Regions from separate parts of the Mus musculus genome. Here regions 1, 2, 4, 5 and 6 are each linked to region 3. Evidence: chromatin loops called from intact Hi-C (ENCODE). Cell type or tissue: left cerebral cortex. All regions are shown on one strand. Region 1 overlaps D7Ertd443e (DNA segment, Chr 7, ERATO Doi 443, expressed). Region 2 overlaps Adam12 (a disintegrin and metallopeptidase domain 12 (meltrin alpha)). Region 3 holds the start of Adam12 (a disintegrin and metallopeptidase domain 12 (meltrin alpha)). Region 4 overlaps Fank1 (fibronectin type 3 and ankyrin repeat domains 1). Region 5 overlaps Adam12 (a disintegrin and metallopeptidase domain 12 (meltrin alpha)). Region 6 overlaps Fank1 (fibronectin type 3 and ankyrin repeat domains 1).

What was found. Peaks named below come from ENCODE experiments on the same cell type or tissue, not always from the same donor. Only the 100,000 strongest peaks of a DNase experiment are listed, where the experiment ranks them.
Region 1: it touches region 3 in a loop (8-fold over the local background); 13 of 42 quality-filtered maps call a loop at or near these places.
Region 2: it touches region 3 in a loop (2.9-fold over the local background); 5 of 42 quality-filtered maps call a loop at or near these places.
Region 4: it touches region 3 in a loop (5-fold over the local background); 29 of 42 quality-filtered maps call a loop at or near these places.
Region 5: it touches region 3 in a loop (6-fold over the local background); 16 of 42 quality-filtered maps call a loop at or near these places.
Region 6: it touches region 3 in a loop (3-fold over the local background); 2 of 42 quality-filtered maps call a loop at or near these places.

Annotation. Positions count from the first base shown.
Region 1 is chr7:134,347,494-134,351,493 of GRCm38, reverse strand. It overlaps D7Ertd443e (DNA segment, Chr 7, ERATO Doi 443, expressed), which reads left to right. Exons shown (of 9, transcript NM_001199941.1): 3 at 1,666-2,782. Among named protein-coding and RNA genes, the nearest start is that of D7Ertd443e, 15 kb to the left of the region's middle. In left cerebral cortex, a CTCF peak has its summit at 2,457; DNase peaks (open chromatin) are centred at 2,450 and 3,011.
Region 2 is chr7:134,024,032-134,028,031 of GRCm38, reverse strand. The region is part of intron 3 of Adam12 (a disintegrin and metallopeptidase domain 12 (meltrin alpha)); the gene reads left to right. Gm39103 (a long non-coding RNA gene) reads right to left here. Exons shown (of 3, transcript XR_870012.2): 2 at 1,720-1,869. Among named protein-coding and RNA genes, the nearest start is that of Gm39103, 3.3 kb to the right of the region's middle. In left cerebral cortex, no CTCF peak of the experiment used is centred here; DNase peaks (open chromatin) are centred at 1,203 and 1,607.
Region 3 is chr7:134,221,599-134,225,598 of GRCm38, reverse strand. It overlaps Adam12 (a disintegrin and metallopeptidase domain 12 (meltrin alpha)), which reads left to right and starts at 502. Exons shown (of 23, transcript NM_007400.2): 1 at 502-812. The coding sequence starts at 722. In left cerebral cortex, a CTCF peak has its summit at 1,642; DNase peaks (open chromatin) are centred at 436 and 1,630; H3K4me3 peaks cover 1,627 bases; H3K27ac peaks cover 256 bases.
Region 4 is chr7:133,854,152-133,858,151 of GRCm38, reverse strand. All of the region lies in intron 2 of Fank1 (fibronectin type 3 and ankyrin repeat domains 1), which reads right to left. Among named protein-coding and RNA genes, the nearest start is that of Gm51500, 78 kb to the left of the region's middle. In left cerebral cortex, a CTCF peak has its summit at 1,631 (motif pointing left); a DNase peak (open chromatin) is centred at 1,641.
Region 5 is chr7:133,957,232-133,961,231 of GRCm38, reverse strand. It overlaps Adam12 (a disintegrin and metallopeptidase domain 12 (meltrin alpha)), which reads left to right. Exons shown (of 23, transcript NM_007400.2): 11 at 1-148. Among named protein-coding and RNA genes, the nearest start is that of Gm51500, 25 kb to the right of the region's middle. In left cerebral cortex, a CTCF peak has its summit at 1,848; DNase peaks (open chromatin) are centred at 1,586 and 1,785.
Region 6 is chr7:133,804,111-133,808,110 of GRCm38, reverse strand. All of the region lies in intron 1 of Fank1 (fibronectin type 3 and ankyrin repeat domains 1), which reads right to left. Among named protein-coding and RNA genes, the nearest start is that of Fank1, 29 kb to the right of the region's middle. In left cerebral cortex, a CTCF peak has its summit at 2,298 (motif pointing left); a DNase peak (open chromatin) is centred at 2,294.

The DNA of each region.
Region 1 (4,000 bases), 130 kb before region 3:
AGGCATCTTCACTCCATGAGGTTGACCTGAACTGCAGAAAAGCCTTGAATTGGAAGGTGTCAGTGTGGCTTAAAAAGATGTTTGAAGTGTTGTCCTTGTCTAAGAGTTGGAAAGATTTTGTTTTTAAACACTGAAGGAGGTTTAAAATGGACTCCCCATGCCCCACCCCCATCTCTGGTTAGCTTTTGAAATTTGTGACTTCTCACATAAAGAATAAATACATTTGTATGGTAGAGGTAGGCATATCTCTGAGTTCAAGGCCAGACTGGTCTATAGAAGGTGCTGCTTACTGGCTTGCTCCTCATGACATGCTTAGCCTAATTTCTAGTTGCACCTAGGAATCCCAACCTAGGGGTTGTATCTCTCACAGTCGGCAAGGTTCTCCCATATCAATCATCAATCAAGAAAGAGGGTACTATGGACTTGCCTATAGGCCAGTCTTACAGAGGCATTTTTTTTTTTTCAATAGAGAGTCCCTTATCCCAAATGAATCTAGCTTGTGTCATTGCAGGGTTGTATGCAGAGTCACATGTCCAGATAGAGGAGAACACTTAGTTATTTAAATATATGAATATTAAATCTGCCATGAAGGAAACACAAATCCTATACTTGTTCTTACATCTTGAGAAAGGCAAACCCAAGCTTTCTTCCATGGTACCTAGGCCTACCCTTTATAGATGCTTTTTTCTTGAGATGGTAGCAGACCAGCTGTGACTCTGTTCACACTCCCTAAATCACCTCCATCAGGGTTGCTAGTGTATGCATGTGGGCTAACATCTTCAACAGTCCACACTCAGAATTTCAGACCTGTGCTCACAATGTTCTAGGTGATTCTAAGGTACGCTAGGGTTTGAGATCTGCTCTTGAATGCTTGTGCACCCTATCGATGCCTTTTGGCTTCCAAGGCTGTAGTTTCTATCATTATTTCAGAGTCTCTGCAATTTTGTGCACAAGGTCCAGAGGGCTCTGTCACACTAAGTGCTGGGCTGTGGTCACATTGAGTGCTGGCCTGGGGTCAGCCTTCTGCAGTACTCATCACACATACATGAAAACACAAGAAGAGACAGATTATCCTTTTTATTCTTTATCTGGTTAAGCATGGATAAAAAAAAAAAAATCACAGTGCCTTTGCGATCCCGGTCCTGCCAGGGTCTTTCTGGGGCTGAGCTGGATGGCGAGTGTCGATGGCCCAAAAGAAACACAGTGAGCCAGGAATCTTGTCAAAGCAGGAGCTCAACTTTATGGCATCAGCCTCTCACTTATTTAAGTTTGGAGCATAGGAAGGGGGATTTTTTTGGTGGGGTAAGATGATATAGGAGGCGGGGAAGGGTGATGGAGGGTGCAGAGGCAGGGCCAAACAGGTCTTGCTGAGCCACCCTGAAACGGAAGTGACTGAGACCGACCTCAAAACTCAAACCAAGCTCGGGTTTGTCCTCGAGGCTCAAACCAGAACCAAAATGGGGCCCAACGTGCCTTATTCTACACGTAGTGATTTACATAAGGGCTTAAGAACTGCTAATTAGAAAGCATGGAACTCCTTGATCATTTAAACGTGGACCAATGCTCCTCATAGAGTATCCCCATGACCTGTAAGAGTTCACTACCTGCATTCCTATGAACTGCTGGAATAATTGAGGTTTTTTGTTTATTTTTTCTATTTTCTAGGAGACACTGGCATCACAGAACACAAGAATGATATCACCTGTGGTCATTTCCCGGCTGATTGATGAAAAGAAATCTATGGAAAATGGAGCAATATTGCCACAAGCCATTGCTCAGCCTCAGCTGTGTCCCACAAAGCCAGCTTTGGCCAGGCGCGATGGAGTGAGCATGCACAGGCGATTTGCTTTATCTCCAGACAGACTGGGAATTTTGACTCCATCAGATGATCAAGGACTGGAGACAGAACCGCTGTCTACAGGGGACAATCTAGGCAAAGGTTCCCACAGCGGTTTCTCGTCTATCACCATTACTGCCCGACGTGTGGGCCCTCCAGCCAGCAGCTTGGTATGGGACACTTTTAGGGACCCACTGTGTCCCAAGTGCAAAGCCAAGGATGCTCTGTTCCAAGAGCCCCCAGTTCTGGCTGGTGATGCCCATCTCTGTCAGCACAATAGACCCTTCACCTGTACAGAGTCCCCCAGCAATGGCTCCGTAGAGGGGATGAAGGTTTTCCAGGCTCACTCAAGGCTGAGTGCAAGGCAGGACTACTGGGTCACCCACACGAATGACAATGAGGACAGTTTTTCTTCAGACAATTCACCATCGAGAAAAGTCCCACTGGTGTTCAGTTCTTGTGTCCACTTCCGGGTGTCTCAGCAGTGTCCCAATGCCATTTACTATTTGGACAAGTCTCTTTCTGTTCCCCTTGAGCGACCTCAAATTGCTAGCCCCAAAATGCACAGGTCTGTCCTGTCTCTCAGCCTCCGCTGTAGTTCCCACCAGTTAACAGCAGATGGAGTAGACAGCTCAGCTAATGGAGAGCCAATCAGCACAGCTCTATCACAGGAACTCTCGGAGGGAAAGCAGGACCTCCTAGGTCCACAATGGGGCCAGCCACAAGGTGGTCACTGGAAGGAGAGCCCAGCATTGGTGCCAGTACATTTGGGGAGTGGCACATGCCCTCGGACTGGCTCCCCTCCACTGGAAAATGTCAAATTTGCAGACGTGGGAAGGAACCAGGTCCCAGTACGAAAGGAGAAAGAGGACCATGCAACATGTACCAGTAGCAGCCACACCAACCAACTCTCCATCCATATTCCCGGCTGGAGTTACAGGGCTGGTGAGTAGATGTTCACCTCAGAAGGTTATCCAATATCAGTGTCCAGCTAAGGGAGGGCTACTGAATTTCTTCTGTATAGCATCATCCCAGTAGATCGATCACATTGAGCATTTGGTCATCTCTGCTCCAAGTCAGCAGTTCATAAATTAGTGCTGTTGTCTGATTAGACAGATGTTCTCAGATTTGTAGATAACAAGAAACCTTCCATCAAGATCCCTATCCCAACAACAGTGCCAGGCCATACAGGCAACCCATAGCAAGCAGTGGCTTCCACAGCTGAAATAGAGTATGCTCACACCACATTCCAGAACAGGATAAGTAGAATAAAATGACACCCACACCCAGATTTTGTTTTTAACTTCTCAGGGGTCCAATGACTATTGAGAGTTCTAGAATCTGAGGTTTTTGCTTTTTAATCCTATCATTGATAAATGTGTTAGCATCAACATTTAAAAACTACACCTGAGTTGTATAATGGTGTGTGTGTGTGTGTGTGTGTGTGTGTGTGTGTGTGTGTAGGTGTGTAGTAAGTACAGCATGTTTCCTAATTGGGAAGTTGGAATGTTCCTTACCAATCAGCAGCAAAAGGAATCATGTGTCCTGGGTTGTGTCTGGAGCATCCTGGCTGGGCTTTGTTGCTATTTCTGCTATTTCAGGGCCAGACAGAATTTCCCAGGTGGGCTTCTCTGAGACCCTTTGGCTTTCGGGAGAGGAAACGAGTCTGTCTTGGAGGGAAGCAGCCCAGATTTCTCTGTCTCTGTCTCAGTTGTACTTTCTGTGAGACTGACTGGTTTATGAGTCATGGACTTTCCACTTGGGGAAAATATTTGAAAGAAATAATAGTAAAACTAAAAACGCAGCATATGCATAGTAATTTTATAGCATGAATTTCTTATCCATTTAGCATTTATTAATAAAAATGACTGTAAAACACTTAAAAACTATAATGCATGTGGAAGTATTAAATGATGTAATTAATTTTAACAAGTGTAGATATATTGGATGTTCAGAGATCTTTAGCGCCAATTCAATATAGCTTTTGGATTGATTAAACTATTGAAATGCCTGCATCAACACACTCATTGCATGCAGGAAAATGCAAGCAGTTGTTCTCTGTTCCAAAGATAAACGCCACTTTTGTATTTAAGGAAGTGCTCAAGCTGAACGCTTCATCCTTACTGATGATGATTCCAGAAATAGAGAGACTGCACTCTATGG
Region 2 (4,000 bases), 200 kb after region 3:
TACAAGGAAAAGAAATTTGGAGCTGGGAGATAGCTTATTAGGTAAAGTGCTTACTGCATAGCCATAAGGACCTGCTGTATTCAGATCTCCGAGTCCTGAGTAAAAAATGTAATGGTGTGGATCTGTGTATCTGTAGCTCTGGCAGCTGATAAAATGAACCCAGGAGATCATAATCTGTGAACAGTAAATTAGGAAGGAGATTAAGCCTCCTGTTTCCACACACATCTACCCAGGCACATGAGTATACACACACACACACACACACACACACACACACACACTGCCTCTATTTCCAGCTTTTTATAAAGATGTTCCCAGGGTTAGAATGTTAAGTACAGCACACGACTCCAGAGACATCGCAAATAAAAGAAATTACTGTGTGAATCAAATGTGGACCAACTCCCCCTCCCCCCCCTTCCACAGCTTTTAACTGATTTTATGGTTTGAGGCCATGTTGCCTATTGCAGATTTCAATTTCTCACAGCCCTAGAAAACATGGCCATATAGTAAGTTGTCTAACTGACCCCATACAGCCATTAGTATTGGCCTTTTCTACACACAACGAGAGGGCCATAGAACATTCCAGAACACTGTTCTGACTGCACTACTTACGTTCTAGTAGAGAATTAGCTGATAGGATTAGCTACACTTCCATGTTAACCTACAGGACTGGAAGTGAATGCAAACTGGAGGCGCTGGGGGAGGGTGTTCCTTCCATAGCCCATCTAGCAGAGGGAGGCAAGTCAAAGGCCCACTGTGGGAATAATTGATCGTGGGAGCCTTTATCCTGGAAAGAGACCCTACCACGGCCCATTGTTACTGGCCTGGCTTTGGATGGTTCTTCCCCTGGGCTCTAAGCCACATGAGGCCTAAATGCAAAGCTTTGTTCAAGACAGAAAAGAGAAGAAACCGAGAGATTAGCCCAGTCCTTGGAGGTCAATTACAGAAAGGAAGATACACCGGGCTTGAAGATTACAAGTACTCCCTGTAGCTTCTTTAGAGCAAGGAAGACAGAATAGCCCTCCCCAGGAAGACAGAACCCAGCAAGCAGACCTCAGGTGGGATTTATTGTTTTGTTCTACAGTTTTATATTTAATATCCTTTTGTTGTCCCGGAGACACGGACTTCCCTTTTGTAAGTTCTCCTGCAGGCAGCGGTGCATGCTGGCTGCTGGCAGACACAGGGGTTTTCCTAGGATGTCCCAACTCAACTGAGCAGGAAAGCGTGTGTGCCCCACTGATGAGAGCTCTGCACACTCAGGTTCATAGTCAGGGGCCCCGTCTCAGGAAGGGAGGAAACCATCTATTCAAACTGCAGAGGCATTTCTTGGTGGCCTCTGCAAGAGCCCATGAGCAGTTCTGTGGGCTGGTTTAGAAATCTCTAGGATGGAACGGGTGGGGGGGGGGTCCTTTTCTGTCTTGTATCACTCCCTGGCAACGATATCATGGAAATTTGCAGAGCAGAACTCACTTTGAGCAAGCAGAAAGGAACAAATTTGATCTAACACACATTCTGTGAGCTTGGTTCAATGTAGGTCAGTGTCTAAGAGAGCCCAGCTGGCCAGCCTGCACGTCTGCCTGGGAGCTGGCTGGCTGGCTTCCGCCTAGGCCAAGAAACTCCCCCTCAGCCCCGAGCACCAATTAATAAAAGATCCTCTTCATGCAGTGCCGGTGAGGAGAGCGGGCTGAACTGCTTCCAGATTACTGGGAAAAAGCTTACCCAATTGGCGGACCTGAGTGCTCTCCAAGGGTAGCTGGTATGTGGAAGGAACACGTATACCAGACACGCTCGTTCTGAAGCTCAAGGCTGTGTATCCAAGGATTAGAAGGTGTTTGAGCTCCACGCCAGCCAGAGTTACATGATGAGACTCTGTCGCCAAACAAACAAACAAAAGAAGTCAGTTTGATGGTTCCTAACAATTTGCTAAATGTTTCATTAATGCTAGCAATTTAGAAACATTTCCTTGAAGATATCTATAAATATATATATATACATACATATATATATACACACACATATATATACACACATATATATCATATATACATACACATATGTTATATATACGTGTGTGTGTGTGTGTGTGTGTGTATAGTTCTGTATGAACTAAATACCAAATGATAGAATTTTTAAGGGTGAGAGTATCTTATCTCCTCAGGATTTTTGTTGATGTTGATAGCTACTGACTTTAGAGTAATGATAACTTCTACTCCTTCCTCAAACCAGGAAAGCAGTAACAATACAATTACTGTTAATATTATCTGTTACTGTATTTGATATATCTTTCTTATTCTTCATTGTTGTGTGTGTGTGTGTGTGTGTGTGTATGGCATTTGTACATGTTTGTATATCTGTACATATAAGCAGATGCTCCTGTATGTGTGTGTACACATGCATATGGAGGCCACATATCAGTGTCTTCCTCTATCAATCTCTGACTCATTTTTAGGACGGCATCCCTCACTGAACCTGGAGCTCACTGGTTGGCTAGGCTGGCTGTTGGTGAGATCTGGGAATCTCCCTGTCTCCTCCCCCAACCCTGCAATGCCATGCCATGATATTCAGCTTTTACAGAGATGCTGGGGACCCAGGTCCTTCCTCATGCCTGTGTGTCAGCCAGCCACGTCCTCTACTGTGTCTTCTTCGCACTTGCTGGCCTTGCACATGAGATCCGCCTCCCCCTCCTCCCCAGGCTATCTTAAAGCCTAGGTCCCCAGCTGCTAGTGAGCATTTGGGAGATTGTGAAGGCTTGAGGAGGTAAGGCCTGGTTGGAGGGAGTAGATAGTTGAAGACAGGTCTCTAGGGGGATGTTGGCTCTGCTCATCCATTCTCCTTTCTCTCTGACATGAAGACTCTCCCCAACCCCACATGCCTAATAACATTGTACCATTTTGTCCAATAAAATGGGCATGTGTCCAGGGAGTAACATACTGAATTAAACATGTAAGGTCTTATCCGACCCAGGTTTGACTACAGAAACTATGAGGTATTCTATAAATACCAGTGCATGAACTCTTCGAAACCATGAGCCAACATAACCCCTACCTCCTTCAGCTGTCTGTGGGGACTTTAGTCACAGCCATGCAGCAGTAACTAACACACAGCTCACTCAACACACATCTACGGAGCACACACTAACTTGGAAGCACTAGTGTAAGAACCGAGGGGAGAGACAGCCTTTGCCCTGATGGGACTGTACACCTCAGACAAACCCCTGAGCAACTAAGGATCACGCAGGGCCCAGAAGATGGGCAAATAGGAGATGCAGGGTGAGAAAGAAGAGGCAGGAAGGTCACTCTGACACAAGAAGAGGACACTTGTGGAGCTAGGGTTACTGAACGGCCATGGAGAGGAAGAAAGAAGTGCACTGCAGATTCAGACAAGGAGGACACAGGCTTTAGGGAACCAAATGGACCCACAAGGCTCAGCAGAGAGAGAAAGCAAAATGGCCTGGCCATCCACAATAGTCTGGCAGAAGCGGTGTGCACTGTATGCAGGAGAATTCCTTTAAAATATCACCATGGCTTCATAAGATGAGGAGAGAGGACCAGAATGGTACCAAAACAAGTGTGGGACTGTGTTAGACTCCTCTAGCACTTAAATGAGAGAAAGAGTGTGCTGGAACAGAAGATGGGGGATGGGGGGGGTACTGAGGAGAGCTACAGGCTAGTGAGCCATAATTACTCCAGTTTTGTTGGGGCTGAACAGATGGCTCAACAGTTAAGAGCAGGTACTGGTCTTACAATAAGACCTGGGTTTGACTCACAGAACACCAAAGTATGCAATTCAGGACAGGCTGTGTTTCCAGCTCTAGAAATTCAGAAATCTAATGCCCTCTTCTGGCCTCAGAGAGAGAGAGAGACAGAGAGAGAGACAGAGACAGAGAGACAGAGACAGAGACAGAGAGGGAGACGGAGAGAGTGTTTTGCATGTACATAATTAAAAATAATAGTTCCCTTTGTAAATGTACAATGTAGCCAAGAGTGTTTTTAAATGTTTT
Region 3 (4,000 bases):
AGGCTGCCTGGCTGTGCACCATATACCAGACCTGTTCCTCGCGTCCCGCCGGTTCCCAGCTAGCCAGCAGCTAGCAGCCCAGTCATCCTTTCCAGCCTCAGTCTGGAAAGCTGGACCCCGGCGCCGCGTGTGCTCTTGGCTGCCGGCGCCCCGGGCCCCGCGGCCACATCATCCTGAGGCTGGGAAGTGTGCGTTCTCGCGCCTTTGCGCCACACAGCTGGTCTACGCGGCGGCTCGCACAAGGGGTCTGAGGGTATCCTGCATCCAGCCACCCCCGGGAGTGGATAGGACCCAGGCTGTCGGGGACCCCGGAGCGGTCTCTAGGACCCGCGGGACGCCGCAGGAAGGCGGGGTGCGGGGGAGACGCTAATTTGTTCCGTGGTAATGAGAACGGCGACTGCTGGCCGCGGATCCATTGCACAGGCCCGCCCTCAGATCGCTGGTCCCCGGCGCCAACTCGGACAGGCTGCTCATTTATTGCAACGGTCAAGGGCGGCTCGTGCCAGAGTAGCGCGCGCGCGCACGCACACACACGGGGAGGGGAGAAAGTTTTTTTTTGAAAAAATGAAAGGCTAGACTCGCTGCTCAGCGACCCGGGCGCTGCGCGAGGGGGTCGCGGCAGACTCAGGGCAGTAGGACTTCCCCCAGCTCGGCGCCCGCGTGGGATGCTGCAGCGCTGGCCGCGGGGCCCCCGAAGCAGCTGCACGCCAGGCCGGCGACAATGGCAGAGCGCCCGGCGCGGCGCGCGCCCCCCGCCCGCGCCCTCCTGCTGGCCCTGGCTGGGGCCCTGCTGGCGCCCCGTGCAGCCCGAGGTAAGTCACCCGCACAGGCGGCTGCCTGCGCGTCCTCTCCCCGCCACCTCGCTACAAGTCAGGGTCTCCGCGAGTGCCACAGCCACAGGGAGAGCAAACGCACCCAGGGCGCATCTGAGGACCCCCCTGGCTCGCGCTCCCAGAGCCTTGACACTGGTCCCCCGCCAGGTGCTCACTCCGGGGGTTGGGTTGGGGTGGCACGGGAGAAGAAGACGCTTTGCTTGGGGGCCTTGAGGCAGCTAATGTCTGAATGAAATGTCTTGGAGTGACATTTGCTCCTAAGGCTCACAGTGTCTTGACAGTTACACGTGTCTCCTGGGAGGGTGTGCGTGGGGTCGTTTTCCTGATCCAGTGGGGTAGTGAGTTCCTTCACCCAGCTTCGGAGTCAACTCCCCACGAGGTTTCCTTTCCACCCCCGCTCTGACACAGCTGGGGGATGCAGAGGACGCCCCCCGCGGCCTCCCATCACAGGTGTACCTGCAGCGCTCTTTACTTTTTTTTGTTTCAATTGACTTCGTGGCCCTTAGCGATTTCTGGCTTCACTCGCTAATTGTCAGTAAGGATCAAACTTTAACAGAACTCATTCCCCTTTCTTGCTCATCCTTGGTAAGTAAGGGCTTACACCAAGACCTCGTGTAGCGCGAGTACCCACTCCAGAGTTAAACAAAAGTGCATACATTAAAGGAGTTTTTATAGACTTGTATTTTCCTGAGTTGAATCTTCTTAAAGCCCGGGCACCTGTGGATCCTGTTTGTATAATGAGAACTCACAGCAGGTGCCTTTTTAAAATTCGGGAGCTTCCCTAGTCACCCTTGCTGCCGGCCCCTTTTGCCGCTAGGGGCGCTGTTCACCAATGAATGATTCACCTTGGCCTCCAACTCTTATTTCTGTGATTCTAGGTATCAGGCATTTAGCTAGCCCCCCATCATCAACTGTTTCCAACACGAAACATTTCATTTCTCAACTGTCACTGTTATCCTCGACCCCCAGCCTGTCTACCATAATGTAACCAAATTCTAGCTCCCATAAATACCTACACAGCAATAAAGACCAACTTGGCGAATTGGTGATTAAATTAAACAATTGTACATATCAACCATCAGCGAAAAGGGCAACAACGCTGACGACTATTTAGAAAACTCTGGGACCTGCAGGTGAAAACCGCAGTCAAAGGTGTTTTTGAGAGGGTTTGGTACAAACGGTTTCCTTTGAAGGTTGAACAGCAAATGTACTTAGAAACATGTAAACTCAGTTTCAAAGTATGTCTGAATTGGCCTTGAACTTGGCATGTGCTCCACACACACAAACAGAAGTCCAAGCACAGCTGATATTTTTTAGAGGCAAATGTTTATTAAATAAAGCTAATAGTGGGGAGTTATTTCATCGGGAGGGAGGCTGCAGCCTCGGCAGACAGAGCCTTGCCTCAGGATGGGGCAGACATCTTCAGCCCAGCAGTAGGGCCAACACACTTGCAATGGTTTAAGGACTGTGGTTTAATATTCCAAGTTCATGGTGTGTTTACACTTAAGAGTCTCAGAATCAACTCTCAGTCCGTTCCCCAAGTCCTGTCGTTGAGGATGTTTGAAAATGCAAACACATGAAGCATTTATTCATGTTGGCAGACGAAAGGAATCATTACTTGTCGAGGGCTGAGCATATCCTGAGTTTGACCGTAGCCTCGTTCATTACCCCGAGCTCCAGCGCAGCTAAGCACAAACACATCCAAAACAGAGTCCCGGATCCCAACTACCGCACTCACAGCAGTCTTCCCTGCTGCAGGGATGATGTCTGATGCTTCCTCCGGATGCCTCATGCTGACACTTCATCCCTGAGGCTCCCGTGTATTCCCATCTCCCTAGCTCCTTCTGCTTTAGTGCATATTCCCATCCAGGCTGCCATCCACACATCCCTCTGCAGAAGTTCACTTGTGTCCCGGGAGCTCTTGAGCTGTACACTTGATGTTCCTCTCATCTTCCCATGGGTGTTCTTTCTAACACTGTAGCCAGTGTTGTTACAGTCCATCCTCAGTCAGACCCTGGGAGTTGCCTTTCTCAGAACTCTCCGGTTACTTTTGTGTTCATGTATGTGTGTGAGAGTTTATGGGTGTGGGGATGCATGTAGAGGACAGGTGACAATCAACCTCCAGTGTCATTTCTTAGCTACCATCCTCCTTTTATGAGCAATGTCTATCACTGGTTGGAATGTATCAAGTAGGTGTGACTGGCTGGCTGGTAAGCCCTAGGGATCTTACCTACCAATCTCTCCTGCCTTGTAGCCATGGGATTGCGAGTGTGTACCACCAAACCTGACTTTTTGCATGAGTCCTGGGAATTGAACTCAGGTCCTCATGGTTCCACAGTGAGCAATTTCTAGATTGAGCTATCTCTCTGACCCCTCAAACTGGTTCTTCTATAGGAATATGATTCACCGATTGCTTCAAGGCTGTCTTTAATCAAGGGCCTGGAAAGTTTTCTCACATCCTTAATTCTTTTTTAAGCAAATACCTTTTTCTTCCTTCTTTTGTTTTTGTGTTTTTGCAATGTACACATTACAGAAACTTCTGAGGTCTCTATCTGGGTGATACACATTTTGAAAAGTATCTTATATGCATGGGTATTTTGCTTGCGTGTGTGTCTATCCTACAAGCCTGAATGCCTGTGTAGGCCAGAAGAGGGAACAAGCTCTTCTGAAACTAGATTCTCCAGATGGTTGTGAGTAGTCCTTTAGGTGCTGGATACTGAACCTGAATCTACTGAAAGAGCAGTGAGTGAGTACTCTTAACCCCTGAGCTATCTCTCCAGCCCAAGATGGATAACTTGTGAATGTATGAAGTCTGCTTTTAGTTGCAATTAACAGGAGACACAAGTGTGGCAGGGTTTTTCTTGTCATTGTCTTTGTTTTGTTTTTGTTTTTTCGACATGGAAAGCCACTATGAAGTGAACTATGTAGGAATGATTTCACAGGCGTTGCAGGCCAGTGATATAGTCTGGAACACTGCACATCCTCTGTACATCCCAGTCAGAACACGGTACATACTCAGCATCGGCCATTCTTAGACGCTAATGTCCACTCTTTCCTTGTGGCCTTGTTGTCTCATGCTGGCTGCTGCAACCCTTATTCTCATACCTGCATTCTAGGCAGAAAGAGCAGAAAAGGCAAAGGCTGAAGCATCTACAATTCCCTCTTTT
Region 4 (4,000 bases), 370 kb after region 3:
TAGTACACTGGCAAACTTTAAGGTGTTCTGCTTTGGTTTTTGAGGTGAAGCCTTGGAAATCTGTCTAGGCTAGTCCCCATCTCCTGGCCTCAAGTGACCTCCTCTGTCTTGGCCTCCCAAGTACCTGGGATTACAGGCCTGAACCGGGATCCACTTGCAAATGCTTTAAATCTTTCACTAAAAGCATCCTGTGTCCAAACAGTTCACACACTCCTCCTCTGTCTCCCCCCTCAATTATGGCACAAGCTTCCTGATTAATCCTCTCTGCTGCCTACTGCCCCTCCTCCCACAGCCTCATCTCAGGCAGCCACAGTGGCCCTCATAGACCATGTAGACCCTGCCTCTTCTGGACGAACAACTTCACTTGCTCCCCCCAACCTCTTTCTAGTAAAAGCCAGTGCTCTCTGGATAAGTCACAGCCACACCTTTACCTCTTGCTACCTTGTCGACCTCATCAACACCCCCACCTGCTCACACCTCTTCTCCACATTCCTCCATGAGCTTTCCTGTTTGACACTGCTTTGGCCTGGAAAGTCCCCTTCAGTACCCCACACTTGCTTCAGGCCCTTAATCCTGGTCCCAGACCCCTAACCTGCCCCATTCTTTCTTCTTTAGGACCTAGCACCCCTGACACACTATACATTTTTACTTGCATGTCTCATTTAGCAGGTGTTTTTCTCAACATGAGGAATTCCTATCTGACTCCAGTGCCATATTTCTGGCTTTTGGGACACTGTTTGCAATGTCATGTGCACTCAGTAATACATGACATGACGTGAATAAAAAGCACAAGAGGGTGACAACTGTCACAGCAAGGAAGGGCAACAGTAAGACAGCAAGACAGTTGATGCAGAATATTACTCTGGCAGGACAAGGGCACAGAGAACAAGAAACACACAGAGAGGATGCCAAGGCATATTCAAAAGACAGGAAGTGCCTACATCAGAGACAGTTTGTGCTCAGAAAGAAGAGGTAATCAAGCAGGTGTGGACAAGCTGCACACACACACACATGCACCATGTATATCACACAAAGAAACAGACAACACAAATATGTGCATACATGCACATGAGTGCACACACACATACACACGGACAGCTTTAAAAGGGAACAACCTTCACAGTGGAACATGATTAAACAATACCCTAAGGAGTCAGACTGTATGGCAGCCTTCACCTTCCATGTAGAGAAGACCCACTTGAGATGATATGACAAATGAGAGTGAAAAAAACAAACAACAAGTCAACCTTCAGGTTAGAAAGAAGAGACAACGAGCAAAAAGACTCATCTCACTGGCAAATTCTGGGTAGTTCAGGGCGTGGGACACACAGGAACCAGACAGAAATAGAACAGAATACCCTGGCCTCAGGAAGGGGAGCAGAGGGGGAACCCACAAAACTAGGTAACTGTACTTCTGAGAAGTATAAGGGAAACCCAAGCCAAAGATCACTCCAGTGATACAGACTACAAAGTGCTGATGGACCAGAGCCAAACTGCCAGGGCATGAGGAAGCCCCAGTACCACCAGCCCAGCATGCAGTAGATAACCATCCTAGTAAAGAAGGCATTTGCCTTAATGATCTAATGAGGTGGAAGATGAATGAGGTTGAGGCTGCTGCAGTCCAAGCCTGCCACCTAGTGGTCAGATACATGCACACACTTTTCCAAGGGATAAAACCTTTCACTAAAAGGCCCTTGGAGCCAGGGTGTGCAGATGATGCCACCAGCTCTGGATGGCAGACCGCTATCCCAGACTGTTCTCTGGCCAGACCACAGCCAGGCTTCTGGGGCCAACTGAATGACGCAGACACTGTATCAGCTGGAGGCTGGTGCACGTGGCTGGTATCTGTCTAGATGAACCCTGGGCACTTGGTATCAAAGAAAGAAACAAGGAGAGAGAGGGAGAAGAAGGAGAAAAAGAAGAAGAAGAAGAACAACAACAACAACAACAACGAGGAGGAGGAGGAGGAGGAGGAGGAGGAGGAGGAGGAGGAGGAAGAAGAAGAAGAAGAAGAAGAAGAAGAAGAAGAAGAAGAAGAAGAAGAAGAAGAAGAAGGAAGAACAAGAAGAACAAGAACAAGAAGAAGAGAGAGAGAGGGAGAGAGAGAAGGAGAGAGAGGAGAGGGGAAGCAGAAGAGAGAGAGAGAGAAGAGAGGGGAGGCAGAGGGAGAAAGAATAGAGGAAGGAAAGAAAAAAGGAAGGAAAAGGGCAGGCCAAGAAGCAGCAGAAGCACATAGCCAGGACAGTTCCCCCATGCTCTGGCCAAGTCAGACAAGCAGAAGGCTGTCTTTTTCTCCCTCCATTAAAAAATACTTAAATATAATTAAAGATGAGAAGGATGGTTCAGTGGGTAAAAAGAGCATCAGGGCCTGAGTTCAGATCCTGGAGAGATGGCTCAGCGGTTAGGAGCACTGACAGCGGGTGGGAGTGGGTGGGTGGTTGGGGGAACACCCTCATAGAAGCAGGGAGAGGGGGGATAGGACAGGGGGCTTGGGGGAGGGGACCGGGGAAGGGGACAACATTTGAAATGTAAATAAAGAAAATATCCAATAAAAAAAATAAAAAAAAAGAGCACTAACTGCTCTTCCAGAGGTCCTAAGTTCAATTCCCAGCAACCATATGGTGGCTCACCACCACCTGTAATGGGCATCTGGTGCCATCTTCTGCTGTATCTGAAGAAGCGACAGTATACCCACATACATGAAATAAATAAATCTTTTTTTAAAAAAAGAAAGAAAGCTGGCTGTGATCCCACACACTTGCAACGCCAGCACTGGAGTGGGGAGAGATAGGAGGAGAGTTGGGGTTTGCTGTCCAGTCAATTTAGCAGGTGGTCATTGCCAGAGGGCAAGCTGGGTGTTAATGAAAGAACTTGTTTCAGTGGAATAGGGGCTAAATGAAAAAGCAGGGCACTCAACACACTCCTCTGGCCCCCATGGGTACCTATCCCTGCACATGCACATATACATGCACACACACATATGCACACACACAATACATTTTATATTATGTATATATGTGTTTAGAAGGAAATCACCTTCATAATAGAACATGTGACATGATTAAAGAAAATCTTGGGGATTTGATGGCTAATTTTTTTGTTTTTGTTTTTGTCAATTTTGATGTAAGCTAAAGTCATTTGGGAAGAGGGAACCTCAGTTGAGAACATGTTTGACCAGATATACCTATGGGAAAGTCTATAGGGCATTTTCTTGATTAATGATTGATATGGAAGAGCCCATGCCCATTGTGGGCGGTGCCAGTCCTGGGCAGGGGGTCCTGGAGTGTAAGAAACCAAGCTAAGCAAAGCATGGGGAGCAAGCCTGTAAGCAGCACTCCTCCATGACCTCTGCAACAGTTCCTGCCTCAGGTTCCTGCTCTGACTCCCCACCCCCACCCCCGCCCCCACCCCTGCCCCCGCCCCCACCCGTGATGGACTGTGGTGTGGAACTGTAAGCTGAAATAAACCTTTTCTCCACAAGTTGCTTTTGGTCATAGAAACCTAACTGAGTCAGGGATTCAAGGTCCAAAATTATTTTCATATGGTAACTATATTTCAGTTAATACTATTTTCATTTGAATACAGAGAAATGCTTCTCAAACATCAGGATATTATCGCTTAGCTAACAATTAAAGAGTGGGGTGCAGGGGAAAAAAAGACACTGGAGAGGGGAAAAGGGGACAGTGTGACATGAGATCAGACACACATCATCACCATCCAGGCTGTCCCACATCAGCACTTGGGTAGAATGCCTCTAGAGGAAAGGACAGACAAGTAGCTGACTAAACATTCTATGACCACATCATTGCCAGTCTTCTGTGTCCCAGGGCACCAGGGAAAGGTTGCGGGGTGGGGGGTGGGGGGCGGTGAGGCCTATGGGCTCTTCTGTGCTAAGCCTTGTAGAACCTACAATCAAGGTTAAGCGAGACCACACTTGCCTTTCTCTGGTATTTCTAAGTGTCAGGAAGAAGTGACTTTTGCAAAGAGCTGAGCGGCCAAA
Region 5 (4,000 bases), 260 kb after region 3:
ACCATTCAGACAGCCCCCTTGGTGCCGCAGTGACCTTGGCACATGAGCTGGGCCACAACTTCGGGATGAACCATGACACACTGGAGAGGGGCTGCAGCTGCAGAATGGCCGCAGAGAAAGGAGGCTGCATCATGAACCCGTCCACGGGGTAAGTACCAGGCTCCAGTGGCCTGAGAGTCGGCTGTACACGTGGTGGATCGTGTGCCGAGAAAGAACTTAGCCAAAGAGGATAACGCTCCCCCCCTGCCCGGTTGTCTGACTAGAGAATCTGCAGAGGTTTCCCGAAAGAAAGCCATGCACAAGTAGCAAGAGTGGACTGTGTGCTCTTGGGAGTCGTGGACAGCCAGCTTCAATGGCACAAGGCATAACGGCTGGCCTCTTCTCTGGGAAGAAGTGAGGATAGATGCTGTTATTTACAAATCACAAATTATCCCACAGTCTCACCACATGTTTCTGATTTGAGCGGAGTTTCAACTGACATTGACCAGAGGAGCCAGGCTTCTGAGGGTCTTGAGAATCCACCCTTCAGAATTGAAATGTGTCCTAGAGGGTCTGCTTCTAGAGCGTGCTAGGGAGGAGGTGCCTTCAATTCTGGTTGGATGGAGATGGGTTACCGTATCCCATGCTAACAGATCACTTCGCCCGTCCTTTGGGACTTGAATGAAATGACTTTCTAGTCCCACTATGGAAGACCTTGAGTGAGGTAGACACAGATGCCCCTGGGAGAGATTCAAAATGCAGATGTCCTCTGACAACTCGGAGAGTCTGTCCCAAACTGGAAAAATCAGTGGCAGGCTGATGTAGGGAAGCTTAGAAAGAAGAAGCCCATGGTGTTTATGGTCCCTTGTCCCCTTATATTAAAATCTGAGAGCCTGTAGTCACCTTTATCATGGAGCTTCCCTAGCCAAGCCTGCTGTATACATTTGTTGAACTTGAGGCAGTAGGAGCAAAAAGTGTTGATGGGATGATCTAACTGGGCTCCAGATAATTGTGCTCTGCGATGCCTTGCTGTCAAGGCAATACCATCCTGGGAGGGAGGACACTCACCTGTGAGCTTTAAAGTTCCAGAAGAGGCGAGGATTGCTGAAGTGTGTAGTCTTGCCTTTGCAAACCACATGGAGAGGGGTTCCTTACCAGTTTGTAAGACACCAATAAAGTCTGGGCTGAACCCCACAGCCCATATTAAAGCATTGCCACCTCATGTCAGCCTCTGCTCTGGTGCCCTGCATCACAGCAAGTCACCACTGCTTCGAGTCACCCTCACTGGCACTCAGACTCTGCAGGGGCCACCTCTCCGGCCATGCTTCTGCTTAAGCGTAATTGGGTGGAGTCACAGAGACCTTGGCTAGTGATGACAGGAACCAAGAATCTGACTGAAAGTGAGAAGAGTTTAAAGCAACACTATCAGGGAGCTGTAAGCATGGCCCACCCTTGGCCCACAGGCTACATGCAACCTAAAATAGAGATGAGTTTGGCTCAACACAGAACCGTACACCCACTCAAAACATGATGAGAAACTTCTTTTTGCAGTTTTATTTTTACAACTCAATGGTGTCGTTCTCAAGTGCGAACTTTACAGATGGCATCGTGTCACAGTGTCAACGGGTTAGGATGTGCCTGCTAGAGACTAATGAGTGTTGCTATCTTAAAGGAAGGCTGGCCACCCTAACACATAATGTTCTCTCTATACAAATCCAAACAGAGGGGAAGAACCAACTGAACAGTTAGGGAAAGGAGCCACCGCTTAGGATGTGAGGTTGGTCTTAAGACCTGCCTGCACCTTCTGCCTCACTATCCGGGAAGCCTGGATAGTGCCAGTTTCCCTGGGTAGCATGCCCCCAAGTGGCTCAGAGTGGGACTAGCAGGAGTTGGCCTGCAGCAGGGTCATCTTTATCTCTTCTCATTCTTGATGAACTCATTCAGAGGACAGATCTCATGCTCTCTGCGTTTCATCCCCCTGATTATCCCACAGGCACTAATACATCCACCCACCCACCTCCAGAAAAGGTCCCCACTGGCCAACCGACTGTGTTGCCAGCTGACATTGCACTAGCCTTTTAACTTTTGATAAGAGGAAATGTAAGAGGAGAGTCCAGCTAGAGCTCTCTGGGTTGATTGAATGAATCATGCCATTCCAGTTCTAACCTGCTTGTTCGAATGACCCGATTGTTCTCATGCCCACAGGCCAAGGAGCAGGCCCTGGGCCTTTCTGAGCCTTGTTAAGCAAAATACCTAAGTCCATCTGTATGTCTTTTCTGCCTCCCAGCCAGCCACCCACTTATCATCTTGAATAGAAAGCACTGTTTGAGGAAGACCCTACAGCCCTAAAGATTATAGACATCTGCAGGCATGCTCTCTAGCACTCTTGGGGTCTTGTGTGAGGTCTTTCTTGCTGGCAGGTGTCCACAGCAGTGCTGAACCATGCTGGCCAAAATTACCCTAGAGCTATCTGAACACCTCAGGTAGAAATGGCATTGTTAAGAGCTCAGCAAAACATTTTGAAGTCTACACACACACACACACACACACACACACACACACACACACACACATATACACACATACACACATACACACACATACACACATACACACATACACACACATACACACATACACACATACACACATACACACACATACACACATACACACATACACACACATACACACATACACACATACACACATACACACACATACACACATACACACATACACACATACACACATACACACATACACACACATACACACATACACACATACACACACATACACACATACACACATACACACATACACACACATACACACACACACACACACACACACACACACACACACACACACCAGGGGCTTGCTAATAGCCTTTATTTGATTTATTCCTTATTAGCAATGTCAGAGTTTTCTCTTTTGCTGAGCTTGTGTTTTTGGGTAAATCTTTTTCTATTTGGTTCCCATTTATGATGATCCCACATCCTTGCCCAGAGAATGGTGTTCTTAATTTTCTCAGATGGAGAGCAACTTCCTAAGCAAGTGGATGAATTAATCACAAAAGCCCATAGTGAGGGGGAGAGCCAAGAGGCCCAGACAATCCCCCGTCATCCATCACCTAGGGTGGAATTTCCCAGGCTGATCCAGCATTATCTCATAGTGGTAGTTCCCTTGCCTCATGGGGTCCCTGGGAGAGAAGGGGGGTGGATTGAATGAGATCATGCGCCTCTGTAAATTATAAATCACTCTCCAAAGACAAAGGAGTATTAGTGTCATTTAGTTCACAGAGACAGCAAGCACAGAAGTTGGATCTTTTTCAGAATTCCCATTGCTCAGTGGGTAGGACCTCTGGTTGCTGTGGCTGATTTTAAACTGATCCAAATACCAGTCTTCCTCTTGACTTTTTCCTCCCTGCTGATTGACCTATGGATGGCTAGTGTTTAAAATGCTGGCTAATTGAAGTCTGAGCCTGAAGGAGACCCAGAAAGAGTGAGATTAATATCAGATTTGATAGTAAGGGCTCAGAATCTAAAAGAAACAAAAATACCAGAAATGGACTAAAGGGTATATCCTGTAGAGAACCTGGTTTTCCCTTAACATAGTATTCCTGTATCCTAACTCTAAAATCATGGTCCAACCCTCACCTGTGACAAATGGAACTGGAAGGCCTGTAAATACAAGCATGGAGCCGAGTCCTGTGCAGAACAGAGTGCCTGACTTCCTTGCACACAGCAGCACTGGCTAGAGGGCGTTTCCCTAAGGCTTGTCTTATTAATTACCAGGAGGCCATGAATGAGTGTGTTTTATGTCTTGAGACTAAGTACTTAAGACCTGCCTTGGATATTACTCTTTGACGTGTGTGGTGTCTAGAGGTATGTGTGGGAGTCAAACTCAGCAGTGTCCATCTGTGAAGGAGCTCCTTGAGGTTCTTGGTCTTTCTAAGGTGGGTGGAATCACCTCGAATGTATTGATAGCAATAAGGATAGAGGGGTACTGAGAACAT
Region 6 (4,000 bases), 420 kb after region 3:
CAGTTTTGAACAACTCTTTGGAACTATCTAACCACAGATAGCTACATACAAACTGCATCCATCCATAATTACACTTTTAGGAACTTATTCAGTGGGAATGTGTACTAAGAGACATTACTGGAAGGCTCATGAAAGTTGTATTCATCAGAGGCCCACACTGTAAACTACTGAGATGTGCACGGACACCCACATCCTGGTCTGTTCTCACAATGGAATTAGCATGGAGAGAGAAGAATCTTCAGCTATTCACAATGGCAGAGATGGATTGCCTAACATCAGTGCTGGGGAGAAACCACATGTGAACAAGAAGGTGTCACACTGATCTGCTTACAAAACAGTCAGAACCAGGCAGCCTAATACACACTGTTGGAAGTGATCACTAGTTATTCTTGCTGGGTGGAGGTGGGCTCTGGAGTGAACCTGAGGTGGCGTCTGAGGTTAATCTGAATTTGGAGCAGATAGGCAGGTTGATTTGTAAAAATTCTTCAGGCCACATAAAATATGCACATTTTCCTATGTGTATAGTTTACTTCTTTAAAAAGCATGCTCTAAATTTCAGTTATGGAAAAAAAAAAAGGTCAAAATCACTCAATTCAACTAATACCTAAAGGCAAATGGACAGACAATCATGGAATCCAGGGTGACTGGTTTTAATTTTTAAATGTTGCTCATAATCACAGCCTTCTGGACTCTGGTGTGTGGACTTCATAATTAGTATGTGCATCTATTCTGAATTTCTATTTATCATACCATAACTGTGTCTCCATGTACTTTATGAAAGGTAAAAGGGATGAGCCAGGAAAATGGTCCTCACGTCCCCAGGGTGTGAAAGCCCCCCTCAAGCCTGCCTCTGACAGAGAGATGCAGAGGCCTCATGAACTGCGCAGATGCAGACCTGTGATGAGAAATGCTGTGAGAAAATTATGTAAGAAGTCAAACAACTTCAGACAGAAGAAAGGAAGTTTACTAACTAGGCTACTGGGAAAACAAAAACACCTTCCTGCCCGAATCACAGAAGTTATTGCTAAAGTGTTACACAAAACTCCATATGACAGGCAGCCAAAATACGTGTGAGAAAAAAAAAGTTAAAATGTATTAGACTGCCAGAAAATACTATTTTATTTTGTGACACTTGTGGTATTTGTTGGTTTTATATTCTTAATTAGTTATACTTTTTGTCATTATTGATAAAATTCACTATCATAATCAATTTTGTGTTTGCAGTTTACACTTGAAAAAAGCAAAAGAATTGCTTCAAAGAACGCAAACTTTTGTCTTGCTCCTGAAAAGGATTTAAGTTCATTTAAATCTTTGATCTTCTTTAGTGTGTTAAATACAATATGACAGGGTGTGCTCCCTATAGGGAGATGTATAAGTGCTATACACCAGAAAGTTACCTTAAGGACATCCATTGGCTTTTATCCCTTCTTCTGGTGGGCATCAAGGGATGTTGGGCTCAGTGCTGAGCAGTGGTGACCGTGTGATCACAGACGTGGCGCCCAGACTTTCATGAAGCTATAGCTCCATGAGGCAAAGTTGTGAATCTAACAAGCACCCAGCACACACACAACAAACCACAGTCACACAGCCAAGGAAGAGGGCTGTACTGCCGGGGAACCCAGGGTGCCTCTCTGCAAAGGAGAAATGACCTGCACTTGGGTGTCTGCTGATGTAGATATCTCAAACAAGCAAGCAAACAAAAACAAACAAACAAACAAAAAAGCAAAACCAGGAGGAAAGCTCTGCCACATCCCCAGGGATGATGCAGAGTCCAGGGATGAAGACAGCTGTGTCTGAACCCAGCTAGACTCCAACTCTGAGCACTCCTAGAGGAGGAGCCAAAGCCGTGCCAGTGCAGCTAGGCTCAGACAGTGCATCTGCCTGTAAGGAGCCAACTCTTCCAAGCAGCAATAACTAGCCATTCCAACAACAAATCGTTGATGCCGGCGAGTGGGAGTGTAAATTGTGAAGACAGACTGAGATGGAGCCCTGGCAAGTCCCATCCTAGCTACCTTTGCAATTTCTCTTCTGTGTTTAGCAAAGAGAGGTTAAGGGTATCTAAGAGGAGGAAGCTGGGTGAGTGAACGATAAAGTATGGGTGCCTGCTCAGAGTTGAGTGCCCAGGCCTGCATAAATAGACCCTTCTCCTGGCCTTCCTCCACCTTTCCCAGTCCTTTCTCTGTTCCTTCCCCCTTGGTCCTGACACATTCTTCACTCTCAGGGATTCTGCCCTGGCTCAGTCCCTAGGACTAGCCAGACATCTTAAGCCTTCACTTGCTTGACCAACACTGCCACCTACTGCCCAAGGCTGGACTCCCTTAGCACCCTGCTCATCCCAGCCCTCGAAACAGGTAGATTCATAACAATGTGTGTCTTGGAATAGATGTATGTATGTTAAACTGCAAGGAAAAGCCACATAACTAAACAACGTACTTTTCAATTACAGGAAGTTTTCCTACTGCAGAAAAGAATCCCCTTAGAGAAGCGACTAACAGACTAAAACTTTAAACACAGCGGGACTTTAACTTTTCAACTGTAGCTCATCCTATTAACATTAACTATCTGACTTTTCCCTCAGATTATAAGCATGTCTGGAGGAGGGCCTGTGCTTTATCATGCTTGCTTATTTCTAGAACCAAACAAAATCCAGATAAACTAACTAATGGATCAGTGTGGAGAGCCAGAAGCACAGCCATATATATATATATATGGTGTGTGATGTGCAATAAAAAGAAAAGTGAACAACAGTAGTCACTTTAATGAAGGCCACATCAACTCAATGGTACTATTTTTAAATTTTACTTTATATTTAATGCATGTTCCAGATAAACAGTAAAATAACTTGGAGTGTACACACACACACACATACTGCTAACAAAACTTTACTTATTAATCAACTGTGTAAATTCAAACTCTTTTGAAACACAATTTTATGATGTAGCCTGGCTAGCCTGGAACTCACTATGTAGACCAGGTTGGCCTTGAACTTATAGAAAAACCACAGCCCTCTCCCTCTAGAGTGCAGGGATTAAAAGTGTATGTCACCAAAAGAAACCTTAGGAATGAAAATGAAAGCTGGAGAGATGGCTCAGAGGTTAAGTGGCTGCTTTTTTAGAGGACCGGGATTCAGTTCCCAGTAGCCACTTGGAGGCTCACAACAAACTACAACTCCAGTTCCATGGGGGATCTGACGCCCTCTACTGATCTCTACAGGCACTGTACACATATGTTGCACAGACGTACATGCAGGCAAAACATTCATACACATCCATTAAATGCCTTTTTTTTTTTAAGAATGAAAACACAAGCCACCAAGTAGGGGAAAACATAAACAAAAGACTTTGGCTCAGATTATGTTTAAGAAATCTTAGAAAGCAATGATAATCTAACACCAGGCAAGACAATAAAAAAGTTAGACAAGAACCATGAGCAATCCTCTCCCCAAGAAACATAGTCAAGTGACTGGTATTAGAATATATGGAAATGTGTTTGGTCTAATTAGGTGTTAGGAAATTGCAAACACAAGCTGGGCAGTGGTGGCGCACACCGTTAATCCCAGCACTTGGGAGGCAAAGGCAGGTAGATTTCTGAGTTCAAGGCCAGCCTGGTCTATAGAGTGAGTTCCAGGATAGCCAGGGCTACAGAGAAACCCTGTCTTGAAAAAAAAAAGGAAATTGCAAACACTAGGAGATACTGCCTCCTACCCACCACAATGACCAGAGCTTTAAGAAGGTGATACAACAGGAAGAGAGCAGCTGAGACGCCCCTCAGAACTGTTGCAGACACAGAGAACTGAGACACTGTCCTAAGACCAAAGAGCAAGCTTCACAAAACACATCACGCAAGCAAGTCAATGGAAGCACTGGCATGGGGACCAAAAAGCCACGACTGTAGAGAATTGCTTACAACAGACCCAAATGGAATAGCCCAAATGTGGATCAGGCAGGACAAACCACACCACACCGTGGTACGACAGTAAAATGGAGCCTCCAGACACTCA